Linked DNA regions of Homo sapiens: region 1 is linked to region 2. Evidence: chromatin loops called from intact Hi-C (ENCODE). Cell type or tissue: gastrocnemius medialis. All regions are shown on one strand. Links, peaks and the distances in the headings refer to the core of each region. The heading gives the core; the rest is flanking DNA. Region 1 overlaps LOC105374945 (a long non-coding RNA gene). Region 2 has its middle 140 kb from the start of JARID2-DT.

Region 1 (5,386 bases), core at 123-5,122, 120 kb before region 2:
AACACCTAGGCTGGATGGTGCAGCCTATTGCTCCCAGGCTACACACCTGCACAGCATATTACTGTACAGAATACTGTAGGCAACTGGAACACAGTGGTAAGTATTTGTGTATCTAAACATAGAAAGATAATGCATTACACTGGGACATTACCAGAGCTACCACATCATTAGGTAAGAGGAACTTTTCAGCTCCATTATAATCCTGTGGGACCACCATTGTATATGGGGTCTATAGTTGATCAAAACATTGTTACGCAGCACATGACTATGTATACATATAATTTTAATTATTTCTGTTTATTTTAAGTGTTTATTTTCAGCTGGGTCATTGAAGAGTTTCTAACAGACATCATGACACTTCACTCCCAAAAACATCGGCACTTCCAGGAACAAGGAGGTCCTCCTGCATAACCACAGCACAGGGACCATGTTGGGAAGCTTAGCACAAACTTAGCACTACTACACAGCCCATAATGAAGTTTCCCCAAGTGTCCCAAGAATGATCTTTAGAGCTGGCCCAGGGCCTTTTAGGTGAGAAGACAGTCCCAAAGCCCCACACATTTTTTCTTGCTGTTCTCTACATACTCAAATAAATGAATGTTCCCTTGTCAACAATTAACTGGATGAGAAAAAGCAAATTCACATGCCTTTAAAAACAGAAAAAAAGGCTGGGTGCGGTGGCTTACGCCTGTAATCCCAGCACTTTGGGAGGCCGAGGCAGGTGGATCACCTGAGGTCAGGAGTTCGAGACCAGCCTGGCCAACGTGATGAAACCCCATCTCTACTAAAAATACAAAAATTAGCTGGATGTGGTGGCAGGCGCCTGTATTCCCACCTACTCTGGAGACTAAGGCAGGAGAATCGCTTGAGCCTGGGAGGCGGAGGTTGCAGTGAGCTGAGATCGTGCCATTACACTCTAACCTGGGCAACAAGAGCAAGACTCTCTCAAAAAAAAAGGAAAAAAGAAAAAAGACACAAGAATTTTTAAAATGGTAATTTATAATTTATCAAGCTATACATACGGATACATCAATTTCTAACAGATATAGATCAACATATTCCCACTATCTAGGTAGATGTGTTCAGTTTTGCTAATTGAAACAAGCCCAGTTACTAAGACGTGGATGGGAAGTATCTTTACATTTTCTTTTGACTCTAAAATCTGTGGTCTGCGATTCTTCAAAAATATCAGCCTATTTAGAATGTGGACTCTTTTTATGTTGAGCTTATGAATCGTGTCTCAATCACTTATTCATCCCCACTAATTATTACTATAGCTGGCACATAGAAACTCAATGGACCCGGGCGCGGTGGCTCACACCTGTAATCCCAGCACTTTGGGATGCCAAGGTGGGTGGATCACCTGAGGTCAGGAGTTCAAGACCAGCCTGGCCAACACAGTGAAACCCCATCTCTACTAAAAATACAAAAATTAGCCAGGCGTGGTGGTGCGCACCTGTAATCCCAGCTACTTGGCAGGCTGAGGTAGGAGAATCACTTGAACCTGGGAGTAGAGGTTGCAGTGAGACAAGATCACACCACTGTACTCCAGCCTGGGCAACAGAGCAAGACTTGTCTCAAAAAAAAAAAAAGAAAGAAAAAAGAAACTCAATGAACTACTAGGTGAATGGATGAATGAACACTTTCTTGAGTCCTCAAGGCAGTCCTCCTTCCCTGCCCTATCTCTGCTAGTTTGCAGATATGACTTCTGTGTCTTGTCACGGTTTTGCTGCAATTTTATATATATATATATATATATATATATATATATATGCAGTTTAATAAATGCACAAAGAAAGATGACCACAACTTGGAAAATCAGTCCTAGCTTGGCAGAGGCATGATATTATTGGAATCACAACAAATCTTAATCACTGCAGGTCTTAACTGTTACTACACTATATCAAGAGGCAGGGAACCAAGAGTGAGTGGGATAATTTGCCCTGCACACCTCCATCCCTTCTTCAAAACAGAAACCTTGTGTTAGGCAGCTGGTGGTGAAAGCTATGGCAGCTATAAACCCTTCTTTAAAAAAAAAAATAGTCCACTTGGTTTCCTTTTGGGCTTAAGCGAAACCCTCACTCTGGGAGCCTGCCCAGTTAGGCAAGAGAAAAAATAAAACACCTTCTCTCAATGTGAGAAGAATGCCTTCTATTAGAAAGGCTCCTCAAACATCCTTGGGTCAGGTTCTGCCTTTGGTCAAAAGTGACTTTTTATTGATTAAGAGGAAGAAAGAGGCACAGGGGCTTTTTGTCAAAGGCACCTTTAGTCTTGTATCAGTTTATCCTTTGAAGAATCACACCATGTCATTACCTATAAATAAATCACAAATATATGGATCAAATATCTCAAAGCTACTGAAGGTATACCACACCTGAGTGTGGCTATGTATAAAAAAGAAAAAAAATTATTATTTGATCCAAACAAAAATACTCTGTTAATATGTCGTGAGCTGACAACTGAAATTCATTACAGACATATAGCCTTATATAGGGGTTTTAATTCATTATTTTAATTTCCTTTTTTTTTTTTTTTTTTTTTTGAGACAGTCTTACTCTGTTGCCCAGGTTTGGGTGCAGTGGCGTGATCTCGGCTCACTGCAACCTCCACCCCCTGGATTCAAGTGATTCTCGTGCCTCAGCCTCCCAAGTAGCTGGAATTATAGGTGTGCACCACCACACCTGGCTAATTTTTGTATTTTTAGTAGAGACGGGATTTCACCATGTTGGCCAGGCTGGTCTTGAACTCCTGGGCTCAAGTGCTGAGATTACAGGTATGAGCCACCACGCCCAGCCCGAAATTTCTTTCTAATTACACAAGTAACATCTAAGTGCATGAACACACACACATGCACAATTATTATTATTATTTTCTTTAAAAAAAAAGACAAGGCCTCTCTCTGTCGCCCAGGCTGGAGTGCAGCGGCATGATCCTCAGTTACTGCCGCCTCAAACTTCTGGGCTCAAGTGATCTTCCCACCTCAGTCTCCCAAAGTACTAAGATTACAGGCATGAGCCACGGCACCCAGCTCTGCAAAAATCTTTCAAACAACTTGGGATTGAAAGTCCTCTTGATTTTCCCACTCTAATCCCTCTGCCTTTCTAGATGCTTATCACAGGTATTGTGGGTTGTGCTAGCTCTTTCTCTTTTGCGTATGCATAAATAATGGAGAAACGAAATCTAGACCACACGTGCTATTCTGTCCCTCAGTTTATTCTCTTCATGTGTCTTAGAGATCTTTCTTCACTCAAGAAAATTGAAAGGTGACCTGGGCCAGTGGTTTGTAACTGGGCGGCCTAAAGCCCTAAGGATTCTGTAGAGAGGACCTTGAAGACTGCCCCAGGAGCAAAGAGGAGCTCCAGAGACCCCACAAAAGGAAAGAATTGATCCAGTTTAATTCCTTTGTCTTTGCCTTCTGCTAAGAGATAAAGATTCCTGAGAAGAGTTAGACGTGTATAGTTGGGTTTCACTGGCATTTGTTTTCTTGAGAGCAATTTTAGGGCAAGGGTGGAGAGTAACATGGAATTGCCTCAGTTTCTCCAATATGATCAGTCTAAAGAAAGCAAGAATTAGGAAAGGCCAGAGATAGAAACAGACTCTGCTCCATGAAGGACAATAATCCATGTATTCATCTCAGGTCTTATGTATGGCTATGTATAACATCTGTGCAACCAGGAAATCACTACCCATGTACATTTGAAATCTTCTCTGGTTTTCCTCTAAGTCCTGGATTCTAGATCTTTCTGTACTCCTTAAAAGGAGTTTTGGGCTTAGGAAGAGCAATATAGAAAGACCTAGAATTTCTCCCTGGAAATTGTCTTCCTAGACATTGTATTCATGTCCAGGAAGAATGGGACAAAATCTGACCAGACAGGCCTGCTCCAGTCTAAGGGAAACTTCCTTTTGCGGCCAGGTAAACTGACCATCTGGAAAATCTTTGAATCAAACAGAAGCATAAGAAAAAACATCTCTAAAACACCAATGTACTAGACAGCCCCAGAAGCAAAGCTTCCTCTCTAAGTGTCACAGTGCCTAGTTGTGTGCAAAGGCAAGTGGCTGGAGGGTGCTATCCGCAGTGGGAAACCCTAGCAAGTCACTGAGGTCTTCTAAAACTCCAAGTCTTCATCTATGTAACTGAGATAATAACTGCTGATCTCATAGGTCACTGTCAGGAGTAAATGAGTGACGATGTCTAACTTCTAGTGTAGTGCCTGACATGTACCATTACAGATTGAATTCTGTGCCCCTATATTAGCCCATTCTCATGTTGCTACAAAGAACTACCTGAGACTGGGTAATTTACCAAGAAAAGAGGTCAAGGGTATAGTGAACCACGATTGCATCACTGCACTCTAGCCTGGGTGACAGATTAAGACCCTGTCTCAAAAAAAAAAAAAAAAATTTATAAATTAACCAAGCATGATGGTACATATGTATAGTCCTAGCTACTTCAGAGGCTGAGGTGGAAGGACAGCTTGAAGCCAGGGGTTCAAGACCAGCCTGGGCAACATTAGCAAGCCTCCATCTCTAATAAATAAATAAATAAATAAATAAATAAATAAATAAATAAATAGAATCATCATATGATCCAGCAATTGAAGCAGGATCTTGAAGACATATTTGCACACGCATGTTCACAACAGCACTATTCACAATAGCCAAGAGGTGGAAGTAGCCCAAATGTCCATCCGTGGATGAACAGATAAAGCAGATGTGGTCTATACATACCATGGAATATTATTCAGCCTTAAAAAGAAGGAAATCCTGTCCTATGCTACAACATGGATGAATGTTGAGGACATTGTCCTAGGTGAAATAATCCAGAAGAAAAACACAAATACTGCATGACTCCACTTACATGAGGTCCCTGGAGTAGTCAAATTATGGAAACAGAAAGTAGGATGGTGGTCAGGGTAGCGGGAGAGGGAATGGAGAGTTGTTCAATGGATACAGAGTTCCAGTTTTGCAGGATAAAAAAGTTCTAGAGGCCTATTACACAACAATGTGAGCATAATTAGCACTAGTGAACTTAAAAATGGTGAAGAGGATAAATTTTTTTTTTTTTTTGAGACGGAGTTTCACTGTTGTAGCCCAGGCTAGAGTGCAATGGTGTGATCTTCGCTCTCCGCAACCTCTGCCTCTCAGGTTCAAGCAATTCTCCTGTCTCAGCCTCCCGAGTAGCTGGGACTATAGGCATGCACCACCACACCCAGCTAATTTTGTATTTTTAGTAGAGATGGGGTTTTCCGTGTTGGTCAGGCTGGTCTCCAACTCCCGACCTCATGTGATCCACCTGCCTCGGCCTCCTAAAGTGCTGGGATTACAGGTGTGAGCCACCGTGCCTGGCCGAAGAGGGTAAATTTTGTATTATGTGTTGTTTACAATT
Region 2 (5,386 bases), core at 176-5,175:
TAGTACTAAAGCAGGGAGGAGTTGGGGTGGGGAACTGGGGAGAGGAGGTGGAGGAAAAGTCCAGACCAGTCATCACACGATCAGCAGAACGAGTCCTTATGGGTTTGACAAATGTGGGAAGATTAGAAAAGATCTTGGGCTAAAAACAAAAACAAATGTCTTCCCATTTTCTTTACAAAACTCCCAGCCCCTCTCACCACACACTTATATACCCCAACCCCAACTAATCTGTCTTGAAGATAAACATGCTTTTTCTAAACTCTAAAACCTGTCTTCCATTAATGCTAGTCTGGAGAGTGAAGCTTTCCCTGCTGACTGATTACAGAAAATTGCTTATTTAAAGAAACCTGGACTCTCTCTTGCAGACAATGGCTTCCATTCCGGACATCATTTCAGAGACTTCCGCACAAACAAGAGAGACTAGCAAGCACCTTGAGATAATCCAGGTATAAGGGGAAGAGTACAGAGCTGGTTCACACAACCGCACCCTCACTCACACAGACACAAACACACAGCCCAACCCAGAAACTGCACCACATAGGACACAGCTGCATTTGGGCCTCTAATTACTTTACTGTCTAATTCATGCTAACACAGCAATTAGTGATAACGCTCAAAACACTCATACACATCAGCTTGACGACATTTAATTATGACAGTAGATGTATCGCACTTCAGGAGATATGTAACTTAGCAAGGAATAAGAAATCTATATGGATGGCCCATCTAAACCACCATGAAATAAAAGTAGAGGAAAGTCATGAAATCCTCACTTTGTCATTAAAAGAAAATGTTTAACGGGTGTGTTTTTATGTGAAATATGCCATTTCCAGATGCTGATTGGAAATCCGGTCTCGCTGGCTCAGAAAACATGATTAGGTTTTTATTTTTCAAAAGAAAGGAAGTGAGAAAGGAAGGAGGGAAGGAGGGAAGGAAGGAAGGAAGGAAGGAAGGAAGGAAGGAAGGGGGGAAGGGTAGCTTGGCTCTTGATTATTGCTTGATGGCTCTGTGTATTCATTCTCATTTTCAGTACCTTAGACATCAGCAGAAGATATAAGGGAAATGGGACATTTTTTGCTGGGATGCTCCTTAAGATGTGCCATTTGCTATTGGTTTACATGGGGCCTGTTCATGAGATATGATTAATAGTTCAGCAGCACTGCCAAAAAGCACATAAATCTGGCCATCCACAGTGTAATTGACACACTGCTTGTCTCGCAGATACCTACAGCACTTGCTTATCGCAGTCTAATCCCCCAGTGGGTATTCGAAGCAGCTGATTATGCAATGCCAGTTGCTTACACTACAGTTTGGGGGTCTTTTCCTTATAGCACCCAATTAGCTGTGACACAAAGCCCTACTCCCCTTGATCAACCTTGACCAGGTGTTAAGTACCAGCTGAATGAACGCAGGCGATAGCACAAATGCCACTGGAGCACCCGGCCTAAGCAGAGCGGGTGTTGAGGTGGGAACCTCCACCTACGCATTCTGCATCAAGTTGCCTTTGCTTTAGACTCGCCAAGCACCCTTGCTTTGGTTCCTCACACCCAGATCATAGCAATCTGCCACCGAACCCTGCAAGGTTACCACGGTGAGCTCCACCTGTCTTCTCCCCGACCTGCCTCACCCTCTCTTCCAGCTCATTCAACATCTCTCCTTTCCAAATCAAAATCCAGCAGCTCCTCACATTGACTTGCCGTGGGAACTTCAAAACCTCAGCCCCGCTCTCTAGTCCTCTGATTTCTCCATTTCTATGAAAATTTTAAAAACAAAAACAACACTGACTTAGCAGAGCAGCAACTGGGAAGATTAAAGATTAATAATAAACAAGTTGTAAAGCCCTTTGAAAGCATAAAATGCTGTAGGAGTAATTATTATCATTGTTATTAATCACCTCAGTTCATCACATAGAGTAAACATGCAATTATAAAGAGGGGACTCTTAAATGCAGTATCAGCAGCAAGACCCATTTATTACAATGCTATTTGCTTGGATTCCATTACAGTTATAAAATTTTGTGCTCATCTAGCACTTTTTGTCTGAGAATGTCAAAGTGCTGTACAAGCACAGGCTCTAATTAAACTAATCCTTGCAACACACAGGGAGCAGCAGAGAGAGGCCACTTCCAGTTGTGTAACTCGCCATCTAAGCACATCCTGTCCTGGTCTGGGGAGGTCTGCCTGCTGAGGGCTGCATCTAGAAACTTCCGAAATCTAACATTCCTAGGAAAGTCATATATATATGTATGTAAAAATATGTGTGTGTATATACATATACACATATACATATATATGTATACACATGTGTATATGTATGTATACACAAATATGTGTGTGTATATATACACATGTACATATATGTGTATACACATATATGTATGTGTATACATGTATACGTATAGGTATAGATATACATGTATACGTATAGGTATAGATATACATGTATACGTATAGGTATAGATATTCATGTATACGTGTACGTATTCATGTATACGTGTACGTATTCATGTATACGTGTACGTATTCATGTATACGTATATGTATACATATATACACACACACATATTTTTAAAGCACAAATAATTAATGTCAGGCATAATACACAAAGGTTTCAATATCTTCTTCTGTGTGGGAATTATGTATTCAGTGTCTTGCTAGTAACTCACATATACCTCGATCCTGCCATTTTGGTTTTTTGTTTTGTTTTGTTTTTGTTTTGAGATGGAGTCTCGCTCTGTCTCCCAGGCTGGAGTGCAGTGGCGCGATCTCAGCTCACTGCAAGCTCCACCTCCTAGTTTCACGCCATTCTCCTGCCTCAGTCTCCTGAGTAGCTGGGACTACAGGCTTCTGCCACTACGCCTGGCTAATTTTTTTTTGTATTTTTAGTAGAGGCAGGGTTTCACCATGTTAGGCAGGATGGTCTCAATCTCCTGACCAAGTGATCCACCCACCTCACCCTCCCAAAGAGCTGAGAATACAGACATGAGCCATCACACCCAGCCTTTTTTTGTTTTTTGAGATGGAGTGTTGCTCTGTTGTCCAGGCCGGAGTGCAATGGCGTGATCTTGGCTCACTGCAACCTCCGCCTCCTGGGTTCAAGTGATTCTCATGTCTCACCTTCCTGAGTAGCTGGGATTACAGACACCTGCCACCATGCCTGGCTAATTTTTGTATTTTTAGTAGAGACGGGGTTTCACCATGTTGGTCAGGCTGGTCTCAAACTCCTAACCTCAAGTGATCCGCCCAACCCAACCTTCCAAAGTGCTGGGATTACAGGATTGAGCCACTGTGCCCAGCAGATCCTGCCATTTTGGCCCATGGTTTGTGTGTTTTCCATCAAACAGAGCCTGAGAGAAAGTCTTCTGTGCCTTACTGTTTGTAACATTGCCAGCCTGGAAGTTCTCATACAGTGATGATTACTAATGACAGTAAATGAGTTTACACAGAAAAACACAATGAAAACAGTCTATGTCGTCAACATCTTGTCCCTGTGCCAGTGTCCTGCTCATCTGGGAAGAAAAACCCAGCTGTGGATCATTCTCATACAATATTACAGTATTGCCAAAACTTTGTTGTAGGTTTTGGTGTAAGTAGATGGACAGTTTTGACTGTAATAATAATTCTGCCCTACCACTAATAAGAGAAGAACAAATTCCATTCTTGGGATTTTGCATCTTTCCAATGGAAGAAGCATGATGCAATAGTTTCCAAAGTAGGGTTCTTAAACCCCAGACTGTGTGCAAGATGACCCATTGAGACCCAGAAAGGGCAGAGTTAGACCTCTATTTTATTTACTGTATTCTATTATATTCTGTAAAAAAAAAATTACATTAATTTTACTAATGTGTTATGCAATTTGAGAGTAAAACTAGTAAATATACATATACTGAGAATTCCCAACTGGGCAAGCAAAAATGTTTGAAGAGTTCAAAAAAAAGAAATGAGCAATATTTTCATAGTGAAAGACAGGTGTATTTAGGTTAGACTCTACTTCTTCATATTAGAAATGTTTTTGGGCTCAGTGGTTCATGTCTATAATCCCAGCACTTGGAAGGTCAAGGCAGGCAGATCACCTGAGATTATTAGTTCGAGACCAGCCTGGGCAACATGATGAAACCCCATGTCTACTAAAAATACAAAAATTAGCTGAGTGCAGAGCATGCACCTGTAGTCCCAGCTACTCAAGAAGCTGAGGTGGGAGGATTGCTTCAGCCCATGAGGTTGAGGCTACAGTGAGATATGATCACACCACCTGGTGACAGAGCTAGGCCCCTGTCTCAAAAAGGAAAGAAAGACAGACAGAAAGAAAGAGAGAGAGAGACAGACAGAGAGAGAGAGAGAGGAAGGAAGGAAGGAAGGAAGGAAGGAAGGAAGGAAGGAAGGAAGGAAGGAAGGAAGGAAGGGCAAATGTTATTGGGCCAGGGCCAGCCATAGTGGCTCATATCTATAATCTCAACACTTTGGGAGGCTGAGGCAGGCAGATCTCTTGAGGCCAGGAGTTCGAGACCAGCCTGGGCACATAGCTAGATCTTCATCTCTCCAAAAAAAAAAAAAAGAGAGAGAGAGCGAGCCACGCACATTTATCTATAAAGATTTGTTAAAGTCCCTGAAACCAAAGAGGATTTGTCAGGCTGGGCTGTGATTTCAGCCCTCATTCACACAGCAATTAGAATAATATTGGGCTCCCCATGTAGTTCTGACCACATTTAATTGTGACCACCGTGGGCTATGAAACATTTCCAGAAATCAAAGAACCTTAGCCCAAAGTAATACTGCCTCCCAGGTTCAAGTGATACTCATGCCTCAGCCTCCACAGTAGCTGGGATTACAGATGTGCGCCACCATGCCCAACTAATTTTTTTGTATTGTTAGTAGAGGCAGGGGTCTCACCATGTTGGCCAGGCTGGTCTTGAACTCCTGACCTCAGGTAATCCACCCTGCCTCAGCCTCCCAAAGTGCTGGGATTACAGGCGTGAGCCACCGCACCCAGACTAAAATGGCAAACTTTATATTATATATATTTTACTGTAATTTTAAAAATTGTTTTAGTGGCCACATTAAGAATAATTATAAACAGCCTGGGCGTGGTGACTTACACTTGTAATCCCAGCACTTTGGCAGGCCGAGGCGGGCAGATCATTTGAGGTGGGGAGTTCGAGACCAGCCTGACCAACGTAGTGAAACCCTGTCTCTACTAAAAATACAAAAATACAAAAAAAAAAAAAAAAAATTAGCTGGGCGTGATGGCGCACACCTGTAATCTCAGCTACTTGGGAGGCTGAGGCAGGAGAATTGCTTGAATTTTGGAGGCAGAGGTTGCAGTGAGCCGAGACTGCACCACTGCATTCCAGCCTAAGTGACAGAGCGAGACTCCGTTTCAAAAGAAA

Evidence for each region. Hi-C counts contacts between places; a loop is a spot of excess contacts. Peaks named below come from ENCODE experiments on the same cell type or tissue, not always from the same donor. Only the 100,000 strongest peaks of a DNase experiment are listed, where the experiment ranks them.
Region 1: it touches region 2 in a loop (12-fold over the local background); 1 of 110 quality-filtered maps calls a loop at or near these places.

The regions. Positions count from the first base shown.
Region 1 is chr6:14,988,396-14,993,781 of GRCh38, forward strand. All of the region lies in intron 2 of LOC105374945 (a long non-coding RNA gene), which reads right to left. Among named protein-coding and RNA genes, the nearest start is that of JARID2-DT, 250 kb to the right of the region's middle. In gastrocnemius medialis, for the core only: no CTCF peak of the experiment used is centred there; no DNase peak of the experiment used is centred there.
Region 2 is chr6:15,107,454-15,112,839 of GRCh38, forward strand. No RefSeq gene overlaps it. Among named protein-coding and RNA genes, the nearest start is that of JARID2-DT, 140 kb to the right of the region's middle. In gastrocnemius medialis, for the core only: no CTCF peak of the experiment used is centred there; a DNase peak (open chromatin) is centred at 2,128.